Linked DNA regions of Mus musculus: regions 1, 2 and 4 are each linked to region 3. The links are chromatin contacts, found by Hi-C or POLR2A ChIA-PET in ENCODE. All regions are on one chromosome and are shown on one strand. The core of a region is the stretch at or near the end of the contact, and the rest is flanking DNA. Distances in the headings are between cores, read along the strand shown. Region 1 overlaps Lpp (LIM domain containing preferred translocation partner in lipoma). Region 2 overlaps Lpp (LIM domain containing preferred translocation partner in lipoma). Region 3 holds the start of Bcl6 (B cell leukemia/lymphoma 6). Region 4 overlaps Lpp (LIM domain containing preferred translocation partner in lipoma).

Region 1 (2,986 bases), core at 238-2,737, 580 kb before region 3:
TCAGGTGTTAAGCATCAAATGTAAGCCTAGAACAGCACCAAGTGCCATTCACTGCTGAACCATCTCTCCAGCCACAAGCATTTATTTGAAGTGAATTCCACTTTCATATTTTCATTGCAAAATGAGGATGATAAAATGTATTGGTTTATGAATATTAAATAGCATACCAGAAGTCTTAATAAAATCTAAATTGGTCAAAATACTTTTCCCCCAAATCTACATTTGCCAATTTTTAGCAGCAATTAATAAAATTATTGAGACCTCATGTGAATCTCACTAAATTCAATTCAACAAAAATGTACTGTAATGCTTGACCTGTTGGTTTCAGTCTCTATTTTATGCCATGACTGAAAGACAAGGGAGGAAAGAAAAAAGGAAAAGTCATCTAAAGTCACAATGTTGGTCCCTAAGGACTTGAACTCATTCACATGTGACAGTGAGCTTTTAGAAGATGAGGATGTATGCAATAAAGTACCCCAAAAAGCCTAGTCCTGGCAATGAATGGCTTCTGTGCAGCTTAATGATGTTGGACATGGAAACAGGAAAAGGCTCATATAAGAGAACAAGCTGTTAATTTTCTAACTAGGGAAGTGGGATATGGTAGGAAAGCCCTGCCCTAAAAGCTCTGTCAGGGGTTCTGGGTACAGCTCAGTACCTCTGGGACCCACTCTGAGTTCATTACTCCTCATCTTTGTCCATCTGTGATGAGCTAACAGAATAACTCATACCATGCAAGTTAGAAAGAATGGAGGTTTATCTTAATCAACCTTTGAAAGTCCAAGACCACTGTAGCAGCATCTGATGAAGGACTTTAGGCTATTCCAACCCATGAGAGAAGGCAGAAGGGCAAGAGAAGACTACAGCAAGTGAGCTCTTGTTATGATAACCACATTTTGGAATAACTGTCCTGCTCCCATGGTAACCGCATTGATGATGACAGAGCCTTTATATTCTAATGACCTTTTATAAGGCCCTACCTGCCAACCCTGCTCCATTGGAATTATGCTTCAAACTCATCAACCTGGAGGCACACATTTAAGCTCTAACACCTTGCTGCATTTCTTTCTCTGCACTGAGCTACCATTCCTTTTTGGTGCCTTCTCTGACCACTTCCAGGATCAATGTTGTCCCAACCCTGCTCCACTCAAGCCTTCTGAGCTGAAAGAGAAAGCAAGGTGGGGCTCAATTTGACAAGATGAAATATCATCTGACTGGGAAGCAGGCCTCAAGCCACTCACTTTCAGTGGCATATCTACATAGCAGTGCTAGAAGACACTGTATAGCTCTTCTTACTCGTAAACTTTCAATGCCTGTGTCCTACAGTTTCCAAGTGACAACTGGGGGCTCAGCAGTCAAACCGATCCTGAAGAGGATCTGACATGACCACATCAACAGTTTCTATTGTGGGGAAGGTCAGGGACTCCTTCAGAAAATAGCTGATCTAAACAGAGCCCAAGGAGTGTCATGGTAACACTGCTCGCAAGCTGCCAGAGGTAGGGAGGAAGCACAGCCAATATGCCTGTGCAGCTGCCACATTTCAGAGCAGCACTCAAACCTCGTTAATATCATCTTGCTTAATACCGAGTTCCATAGATCATAAGCTATTTTTACTATGGGCTTAACAGATTTGTGAATTGTCTCTCTGCCAACACTTCCACAGTCCCATATAGAAGACAGTGCTATCTGAGAGCTTCGGGACCTTGGGCTACTTGGATGGAAGAAGCAAAAGAAACAGAAGGGAACCGGATACTAAGGGGCAAAGATTCTCACTAGGACCAATAGCAAGGAAAGCAGAGTACACAGGAAGAGCATGTGAAAGTGCACTGCACACTTCTCAGGAAACAATCATGCTGTTCCTCTCCAAAGACTCAACGATACACATGGGCAATAAGCTGGGAGAGCTCGGTCCTCTGCCTGCTCACCGTGGGCCCTCCTGTCTCAGTTCTGATCACAAGCTCTTCCAGTTGACGCATCTCCATTATCCTCACCTCTTATAACAGGCATGCATAGCCCAGCAAGCCTTGCACCTGCTTTGTAAAAGGGAAACACCTAGACACCATATATTACTGCTTAATATCCACAAGTGAGAGCTTTTGTGAAATGTCCTATTGCTAAGCAACGGACTCCCTCACTTGTACGGGAATAGGAACTCGAGCTTTTTGGTAAGAGCAGCCTGCACAGAACCTGGCACACACATCAGATCCCCATGACTGCTGTCTTGTGTCCATCTATAAGAGCCAGCATAGAAGCCACCTTATTCCTAATGGCCTCTCAAAGAAACAAAGGAGGCCTGCTGAGTGCTATACTGTGACTCCAAAACTCTCTCTCTCTCTCTCTCTAAGGCTTGGTCAGATGGGGGCAAGGACATCAGGCCTGTAAATAACTAGACAGGTAAAGCAGGAGGTTTCTACACTACACAGAATATTTGAAGCCCTTTGGGGGTTCTGAAACCCAATAAGCATGGAAGCATCATACCGAGCTCAGATACAAGCAACAGCAGTTTTATATTCACTATTATTCACTATTGAAGAATACAATTCTATGTGCTGTTTTGTTGAAACTCTGTCTAGTGAACTGTGCCAGGAAATTCAGGGAGAAGAAACAACAAAGGCATAACAACACAAAATAAAGTGTACTTATAAAACAAAGTTGCACCAGGTGTAATGATATGTGTTTTTAATCTCAGCTACTCAGGTGCCTAGGACAGGAAGGTTACTTGAGTCTAGAACTTCAAGAAATCTCTACAAAGTTAAACAAAATAAGAACATTAAATTCTAAGACTGATTCTAAAAGTAAGTGGCATACAGGGCTTCCCTGGACAGAAAAATAGGTTCTGGTCCTTTGGACAGGAAGGAAATAAAGACAGGCAGAAAAATGAAGCAGGGCTTGGAGGTTGGTGAGGGGATGTTTGTAAAAGCTAGACCCCTGCAGCAGAAAGGCTATCAGTCTCAGAGTCTGTTGAATATAGTGGCTTCATGTCATAGGT
Region 2 (2,756 bases), core at 60-2,559, 940 kb before region 3:
ACACTGTAGTCTTTTCAGACTCGAGCAAAACGTCTCACTTACCACAGCCCACAGGAATCCCAACAGGGCTGGGTGCTGTTTTGGGGTTGGGAGTGGCAGTAGCAGCAGAAGTACTTGTAAAATGGAAGAAGGTGTGAGATGCTTCAGGAAAAGGATGCACTCCCAGAGGCAGGAAGAACGGGATACTTGGCATCTTGATTAAGACGGCTGCAGAAGAGGATCCGGCATGATGTACTCACTTGAACACATCTATCCTACAGAGCTAAGTGCTTTAACAGCCCTTCAGGAGTCTGGAGCTGGATTCTGCATTCAAAGCTATGCGCCGGCTCGATTCAGGTCTTGCTCTGAAAGGTTATCTGTCAGGTGATTACTAACAGTGCTGAGTAGTTTGTACAAAGGTTTGATAAGGCTGCAGAACACCATGGACACTGACTGGAAGCAGGAGAACTGCCCCCGTGTCCAGATTTCCTGCTTTGGCTGCCAGTGCTGGTATTGAAGGCACTCTAGTAAGCTACCATGACGTGAAGGGATGACCGAAGAGGGCCTATTGGTACTGACCTAGAAATAGGGTCTATGTAAAAAACAGGCCTGCCCTTTGTAGGAGCCAGATATCCCCTTGACAACTTATAACCAATAATTTGTACGCAAAACTTAAGAAGGATTTCTTCCTTTTCAAAACAACCAGGATACAAGATTTTTACAGCAATCAGGAAGAGAAATTAGTTATTTCAAACAACTTGGTCTTCTTCTCCCAAACAGTAAGGTTTTGTTTTTGTTTTTTTGTTTTTTTTTATGTGACTTATCAAGAAAATAGTCTACATGGCAGATGATTTCAGAAAACATGGGCAGAAAATAGGTATCAGGGTACGTTTCCCTAAGAACATGGACTTGAGTGAAGTACATATGGAAGGAGATACAAGCTCTACCGTAATTTAGGAAATGTGATTAAGAGAACCGAACAGGAAACCTTCCCAGAATACATCAAGAAGGTATTAAAACGCAGGATAAAAGCAAAGGCAAGTATCCATGCAGACTCTCACATCTGTACTTCCTAATTTCTTGAGAAAAGTCAACCACGGTCAGCAATTTTACACAGGCTGAGAAGAAAGCACGAAAAAAACCAAACGTGTGAGCCAGATATACTTTCATTTTTTTCCTTTTTAAAAGGTGCATGCCGATTCTCTGAATAGAAAGAAAATCTGACAAGTGACTTGTTGACACAAACACCCTCAGCGAGGAAAACTGCTTCCTTACTGTCTGCAGGAGCCTGCCTGCAGCCCAGTATTGGCTTAAGGTAGAGAAAGCAGCTAGTCTACACTGAACAGTTGCCAAGGGAACAGCCAGCATTTTATGGCATTATGGTCAGATTAGAAGGAAATAGACTGACCCTGTAATAATGCCAGGAGAAGACCAGCTGCTTTGGAAAATTACAATGTTTACCCAGGATCTTCTTTGAAAACACATGCAAAATAGCAGACAGTGCAGCGGACACTTAAACCCATAAAACAATTGTTTTTAATCAACAAATATTTCATGTAGTTTTAGCCCACGTGCTTAATGTTCCTTTCTTATATGGGATCAGAATCCTGTTATTTCAGCTCATGCAGTTCCAAGTCTAACCTTACAGTACTTCAACCAGTGGCCAAAGGGAATGAGTCTAAGTTAAGCATACAACTGGTTCTATAATACTCCAATCTCTCTCTCTCTCTCCCTCTCTCTCTCTCTCTGTCTCTGTCTCTCTTTCTTACCTCCCCTCTCTCTCTCCAGAATACTCTAGGGAGGAGAAACAAAATCTGGACCATCTGATCATGCCTACATTGTTTAAATGTGTTACTGCTATGCCAGGCAGTTATCCAGGTGGCCTAGAAGCTGGCTTTAATATAGGATGATGGGGATGGCTTTCAAATTAAGTCCAAAAGGCATAATAAAGCTTTGTTACCCAGATGGTAAATGACAGTACTTGGAGTACTGAATCCCAGTCAGCCCCATGGGTAAGCACTTATTTGGTGTCTGGATCTTTACAGATGCTCTATCCACAGTAGTGATTATTAAGCTGATATTCTTTCTGTGTGAGTCACTGAGAGGACGGATGTGTATTCTCTCATTTAATCATAAGCACTCAATATTATTTACAATTAATTATTACAATTAATCTCTATTATATAGATAAGAGGCCTGACACCCCTGGACAGGGTGAAGCAACTTGCCCAGTGATACCTGATTTAAAGTAGGGCAATCTTGTAGACTCTGCTTCCATCTAATTAATACAGTATCTCTCAAGGCTGATAAGTTAACGCAATGTAAGGCTCATCTTCTTCTGGTGGGCAAGAGATGAACTGTGCATTATTTGCTTGCTCGGAGCTTATATAGTAGGCTAACTTAAGTGCACGTGTGTAAGTGTGAATGAGAATGACAGAAGGTGCACTCATCCAAGACTGGATAAACACTGCAAAACAAGAGAAGAAAAAGTAGTTCATGAAACAACTCAAGGAAATTCTAATTCTACTTGACCCAAAAGAAACCTCTTAATGTACTTGAAGAGAAATACATGGGACAAACATATGGGAGCCTTTGGAAGGAATTTCAAGTATCCAAACAATGGGAAAGCTTAATAGCCTTAGACCGGTTTCCATGCTAGAATAGACTGCAACAAGTTTAAAGGTCCAAAAGAGAGAGAGATTTTATTATTCTCTCGGGCTACTATTTCTCCTGCATTTCTTTTTTAAATTAAGTTAGTGTCCTATAAATACAGATAA
Region 3 (2,701 bases), core at 6-2,505:
GAAAGATTCCGCTCCTCTCCTCCCCTCAGCTCTGCTCCAAAGCCTAGAGGACCCGGCTGCGAGCAGTGCGCCTAGTGTAGCACAGCCTGTACTCAATACGCGCAGTATCTGTGATCCTGGCAGCCAGGCCTTTAGAATTCCCTCAGGCTGATCCCTTCAACACATACTGAAGAGATTTTTTTTCCTTTCTCCCGACGACCTTGAAACGAACCCAGTGGGGGTTTAAAAAAAAGGGTGGGGGGAATGTTCAAGACCTTAAGAAAATAGCAAAATACAAACATGTATTTGGCTTCACAGAATGTTGTAACAGGCAAACATTACACGTACCCACACACACATTTCTAGCATCAAGAAATTTCCTGAGAGTCAACAGTAACAGAGTAAACCCACCACTCGCTGTCCTGGAAAGAAACAAACCAAACCAATCCAAATCCTTTTACATCTCTTTCAAGTGCAGGAAAGCTTCAGCAAAAGTCCAAGAGGAAAAGGAAATTGTACCAAGGGCGGCTGGGGGGCGGGCGGGGGGGGCGGGCGGGGAGCGGTGGTGGTGTTGGAGGTTGGGGCTGTCATATGTGGCCAAAAATGTAAGCTTCTGTCAATGGTATTAGGTTGAAATATTGCACCTTTAGAGAGAGAGAGAGATAGAGAGAGAGAGAGAGAGAAAGCGAGAACGCAGGGAGACAATAAAACCAACGAATGACAGTCCCGACGATTTACATAACACCACAAACTTGCAAAAGGCAAAAATCAGAAGCGGAAAAAAAACCCCACCTAAATCATTAAAATACAACAGGAGCATCCCAAGCCACCATCCCCAAAGGACCCCCCCCCCGCCCCAACATAATTGTCCCAAATAAAAAGAAAACAAATGAACCCACCGAAAACTGCTTGGCAAATATTTTTCTCGTGGTGCCTAATACTCTAGCTGGAAGGAGCTGTGGTATTTATTGTTTTCTCCCTCCCTCGTCTCTCTAAACCTGCCTCTAACACACTTGTTCTAACGGCTCAACTCTCTCGCTCCCTTTTGTGTATTTAGCTCGAGGAGCCGAGTTTATGGGTAGGAGAGGAAGAATTAGCCCCAGACCCCGGGAAAGCAAAGCGCACTCTCCCTCTTATGTCACCGAATAGCAAATTAGTTCTCAGAATTCCAGAGGCCGAGCTTTGCTACAGCGAAGACGCCGACGTCACGGAGCCCACGTGACGGCGGCGGAGCGGGCGGTTCCATCGGTGGCCCGGGGCAGGGAGGGTCGCCTTGTAGCCGCGCGCGCCCGCCTCGGGACCCCCGGTGTTCCGGGCGGCGGTGCTGCGGGAACCACGATCCGCACTATAGGGCGGCGAGCGGCGCGGCCCCGAGGCATTCTGCCGGCCGGGAGGGCGCTGCGGAGCGCGCCGCTGCCACCGAGTCCTCCCCTGCTGCGGAGCAATGGTAAAGCCCGCAGCTCAAATTCCGAGAATTGAGCTCTGTTGATTCTTAGAACTGGGGTTCTTAGAAGTGGTGATGCAAGAAGTTTCTAGGAAAGGCCGGACACCAGGTGATTATTGCTGTTGCTGCCGCCGCCGCTGCCGCTGCCGCCGCCGCCGCTGTTGCCGCTGGTGCCGCTGCCGCCGCCGCTGCTCATGATCATTATTTTACCTTTTAATTCTTTTTTTTTCCGCTTTTGCCAAATGCTTTGGCTCCAAGTTTCCTATGTGTATCTATTGATATAAATGTATCTATTTATTGATTCTAGCTGTCAGGTGTTAAAATAAATGCCGAAGATCAGCCCCACGTCTCTCCCACTGTAGGATCTAGCTTTTCGCATACGTATTCTTCTTCTTCTTCTTCTTCTTCTTCTTCTTCTTCTTTTTTTTTTTTTTTTTTTTTTTTTTTTGCTGTCTTGGAGCGCCTCGGCCGCCTCGGGGAGGCTGTGCCGCCCTGCCCGGTGTTGTTTCGGTGTTTGGAGACGCAGGGGCGCGGGGCGGCGGGCGCTGGGTTGCGCGGCCTGGGAGGGCGGACCGCGGCGGCCCCGCCGGCTTCGCGCGGCTTGGCTTGCTTTCTCTGCTCGCTTGCAAACTGCCTTCCCCGCCGCTGCCTCCCTCCCCGCTCAGTTCTCCCGGTGCCCGCGTTGGCGGCCGTCCACCGGCCCCGGCCCCGGCCCCGGCCCCGCACAGTCCCTGCCTTGCACCCGAGCCGGGAGTCAGCGGGGGGAATGCAAGCCAACTCCTCGGCTGGTTGTTTTATTTTCCCTTTTCTTTTTGGTCATAAAGCCAGATGAAGTATCGTGTCTGCAGTTTCCTTTGAGAGCCGTGATCTTCCCAAGGAGAGACAGTGTTTTGGGAAGGCTTCGCTTGCACGGGGGGCGGGGACGTTGAATACTTTGAAAATTACTCTTTCTTGGTTGGAGTCGAGGCAGTCGGGAACCCGGGTGCGCTCGGTCTGCCCAGCCCGAGGAAGGAGGCTTGAAGGCGGGACAGGGATTTTGGGGGAGGGTGGGAGAGGGGTGCGCGGTTTTTTTGTTTTTTGTTTTTTGTTTTTTTTGCACCTGCGGCGCTTTCAGCGTGCGGGACCCGGGGGGGTCTTGGCCAGCCAGCCCGGAGCTCCGGAGAGGTGGCGGGATTTCTGGCGGCCGCGGTGTTTGTATTTTGGGTGCTGCGTGACTGCGTTGGCTCTCAGCGGTAGTTCCCTCCCTTTCCTAAATTTAATTTCATTTTTCCCCCTTGG
Region 4 (2,700 bases), core at 131-2,630, 970 kb before region 3:
AGTGGCCATCCCACAAAATGCCTTGGCTCATCATTAGCATCCTGCCGTCCCAGAACACCTCACAAATATATAATTTGGGGCTTCTTGTCCCTTTTCACATTATTTAGCAGGATGCTGTCACTAGGAAGATGTTTTTTCCCAGTATTACTCTCATTGATGAAGATGTCACATCCAGGACCCTAATGACATCCTTTCGTCTGTGTTCCCTAGCCCCAATCCAATCACTGGGTGCCTTCCGAAGTGCCAAACTTGTGGTGGCAAATGGTTCAAGAAGACCAGATGAACACAAGTGAAAAGCCACTGTTCATTGCTTCTGTGCTGCACCTCTGCCTTTGAGAGCAGAAAATGAATACACAGTGATGGAAAAGGAGGGTCTGGCCTGGACCTCAGACACTGATTCTCATGTCATGCTGTCTAAGGCCCACCTCTCATCATTCTTGCCAGTGGCAGCCTGTATCATTATTTGTTTCTAGGCATTGAAGACTAATACGTTATCAGCCTCTATAACAGCATGCAATCATAACAGGCCTGCAAAAAGTATTTGTTGTATGGAGAAGAAAATGAACTGCATTAAATAAAGTAACATCTTAGGTGTGTTTTAGTCTTAGGATTAATTGTTTTCATCTCAGCAAGAGGGTATCTCTCAAAAAAATGTTAAAACCTCCCCTAAGAGCATAAATGATCTGAAATTATTCATACACACAGTCAGTAGGGCAACACCCTTTTGCTTAACGCCATCTGATTATCAATGGTAATTGACCCATCTAGGGGAACATTCTAAAATGTGAGTTTAAGCAAAGCTCTTTCCAGCTATGTGTATACACAGTAATGACCACCTGTGTGCACATTGCAGATCAGAATTAAACCACCCTGAATCATCCATTAGAATCATGATATGCGAGCAGAGACTAGAAATGTTCTTAGTACCATTCTGCTCACGTGCCTGTTTTCTGAAACCCAGGACTGCGTGGTGCTTATTTTCTTCCTGATGTGTAGATTGCAATTATTTCCTACACTACAGCCATGAGAGGTCTGAGCCAACCACCAGGGTCATGGAAGATTTCTCCTTGTTCATATGCATGTGACAGAGAAGCTTCTTTGAACCAAACTTGATCTCTTTCAAAAGAGTTAGAGTTAAGCCTCTAACTCTTGGGAGTGGCAGTGGGAACAGCCAGAGGGCGGTGAGCTACCTCTGATCCTCTAGAGATCATTTGAGCACATTTGGCAATCACTTGGCTTCTGTTGAAAACAAGTCCTTCTAATTACACTTCTGCCAATGGAAGACAAAAAGGCAGCACTTGGGCTTAGAAAGGTCACGGTGACATGCCAGTGTCAGGGCTGTGATTGTGGTTTCCTATTGAGTACAGGCCCGCTGATGGGAGAGCCACACACCCGGCTGAGGAACCCATTCACGGGAATGGAATCTCAACAGGCTGCAGAGCGATTTGCTGTTCTCCTAAACGGTATCTCGCCTGTAATAATTTTTGACACTAGAAATAAAATACTAACACGTTTTGGTTCTTCTTTCTGTACTCTGCACTACATTTAGATGAGCTAGGTAGGAAAGGCTCAGTGAATGCAGGGTTTCTTCCATGCTACAGGGTTTTCCAACTGCCTCAAAGACAAAGGAGGCAGAACATACAGATGTTTGCTCCTTGCTGCACAGAGTTGTGGACTAACTCCTTTGGTGTCTCTGGAATGCAAATTTTCTTTCACAGTTTAGCAGTCTTTTTTGGATTTCAGCACAGTGAACTAACACTTTCCTGGATTCCAAGACCTCCAGAGAACCAGATGGATGAGAGGAACTGGGAAAAAGAACCCACACTGTTTGAAAAAGGTATGAATTTCTCACTCTGCATTTAGCCAAAAAGCTCTGAAAACTAGAAGAGCGAAATCACTTTTGGTTTGTTCAAATGCATGCCATCCCAGTTGTTGGTGGGGTGTAAGAAAAGAAAAGTCCAAAGTGATTTGGTGGTTTGGAGTCTGTGTTCAGTTTTAGCTGGGAAGCAGATTTTAACAGAGACGGTGTGTTTACTATCAAAGGAAAGAAAGTATAGAGGAGATTGCTCAAGAGATCATTCTGAGTGTCTGTGCTCTGACACGAGGGAAGGCTTTCGAAGGCCAGCTCTAAGTGGACAGTTTGGTCCTTCTGGATCCCTATGGGACCTTCCCTTTGCAGACAGGTATCCCATTCTCCAGTCTTCGCTCAGAAACCAACCCAAACTTCTCTGTGTTCTTGCTCTTCATTAATTGGGACCTCTGCTCTGAGATTTTCCTTTCCAAAGGTCAAGGGCGTACAGCTGTTACCTCTGTTACTGTTTTCTCCATTCTTCTGCCCTTTCACACAGCGGTCCTGTATTCTTTAAGGCAGTGACCTGCATAGAGTGTTACCTCTTTACATGAAATCTACAAAGAGGGATACAGCAAAATGTACTCCATCATCCTTTGTGACACGTGCTGAAGAGCTGGGCTACTGAGACAGACCTAGTCAATGGAGTCTTGTGGCTCTGGATGACTCTCTGCAGCACACACAAAATGCTTTTCTCTTGAATTGCCACAGGATGGTTCTACATCAGTGTTATTACATTGAAGAGTCCACCTTTAGTTGGGGCACATCAATGAGAAGCCCTACTTGTTCCAAGGTAGCTGATCAGTAGTCCAGGCCTCTGAGAGGCCTCAGTTCAGAACACTCAGCACTGT

The links. Hi-C counts contacts between places; a loop is a spot of excess contacts on that map. ChIA-PET counts read pairs that join two places held with the same protein, here RNA polymerase II (POLR2A).
Region 1: a loop to region 3 is called in a map of heart, with 4 times the contacts of the local background. The contact joins the enhancer-like site here to the promoter of Bcl6 in region 3. A Hi-C loop is called at or near these places in 5 of 37 maps with a recorded cell type or tissue (gastrocnemius and heart). POLR2A ChIA-PET finds 5 or more read pairs at or near these places in 1 of 5 experiments (Patski).
Region 2: a map of adrenal gland shows a loop between it and region 3 (3-fold over the local background). The contact joins the enhancer-like site here to the promoter of Bcl6 in region 3. A Hi-C loop is called at or near these places in 1 of 37 maps with a recorded cell type or tissue (adrenal gland). POLR2A ChIA-PET finds 5 or more read pairs at or near these places in 1 of 5 experiments (Patski).
Region 4: a loop to region 3 is called in a map of left cerebral cortex, with 4 times the contacts of the local background. The contact joins the enhancer-like site here to the promoter of Bcl6 in region 3. A Hi-C loop is called at or near these places in 4 of 37 maps with a recorded cell type or tissue (heart and left cerebral cortex). POLR2A ChIA-PET finds 5 or more read pairs at or near these places in 1 of 5 experiments (embryonic stem cell).

The regions. Positions count from the first base shown.
Region 1 is chr16:24,568,395-24,571,380 of GRCm38, reverse strand. The region is part of intron 4 of Lpp (LIM domain containing preferred translocation partner in lipoma); the gene reads right to left. Among named protein-coding and RNA genes, the nearest start is that of Gm24440, 160 kb to the right of the region's middle. Within about 2 kb of position 1,487, at least 1 of the 3 ENCODE cell types and tissues checked has a DNase peak (open chromatin) inside an H3K27ac peak, as active enhancers do; it is gastrocnemius, where a contact is called at or near this core.
Region 2 is chr16:24,929,375-24,932,130 of GRCm38, reverse strand. The region is part of intron 10 of Lpp (LIM domain containing preferred translocation partner in lipoma); the gene reads right to left. Among named protein-coding and RNA genes, the nearest start is that of Gm52245, 11 kb to the left of the region's middle. Within about 2 kb of position 1,309, at least 1 of the 3 ENCODE cell types and tissues checked has a DNase peak (open chromatin) inside an H3K27ac peak, as active enhancers do.
Region 3 is chr16:23,987,406-23,990,106 of GRCm38, reverse strand. It overlaps Bcl6 (B cell leukemia/lymphoma 6), which reads left to right and starts at 1,255. Exons shown (of 10, transcript NM_009744.4): 1 at 1,255-1,532. Gm31527 (a long non-coding RNA gene) reads right to left here and starts at 1,840. Exons shown (of 2, transcript XR_384770.3): 1 at 879-1,840.
Region 4 is chr16:24,960,176-24,962,875 of GRCm38, reverse strand. The region is part of intron 10 of Lpp (LIM domain containing preferred translocation partner in lipoma); the gene reads right to left. Among named protein-coding and RNA genes, the nearest start is that of Gm52245, 20 kb to the right of the region's middle. Within about 2 kb of position 1,380, at least 1 of the 3 ENCODE cell types and tissues checked has a DNase peak (open chromatin) inside an H3K27ac peak, as active enhancers do; it is heart, where a contact is called at or near this core.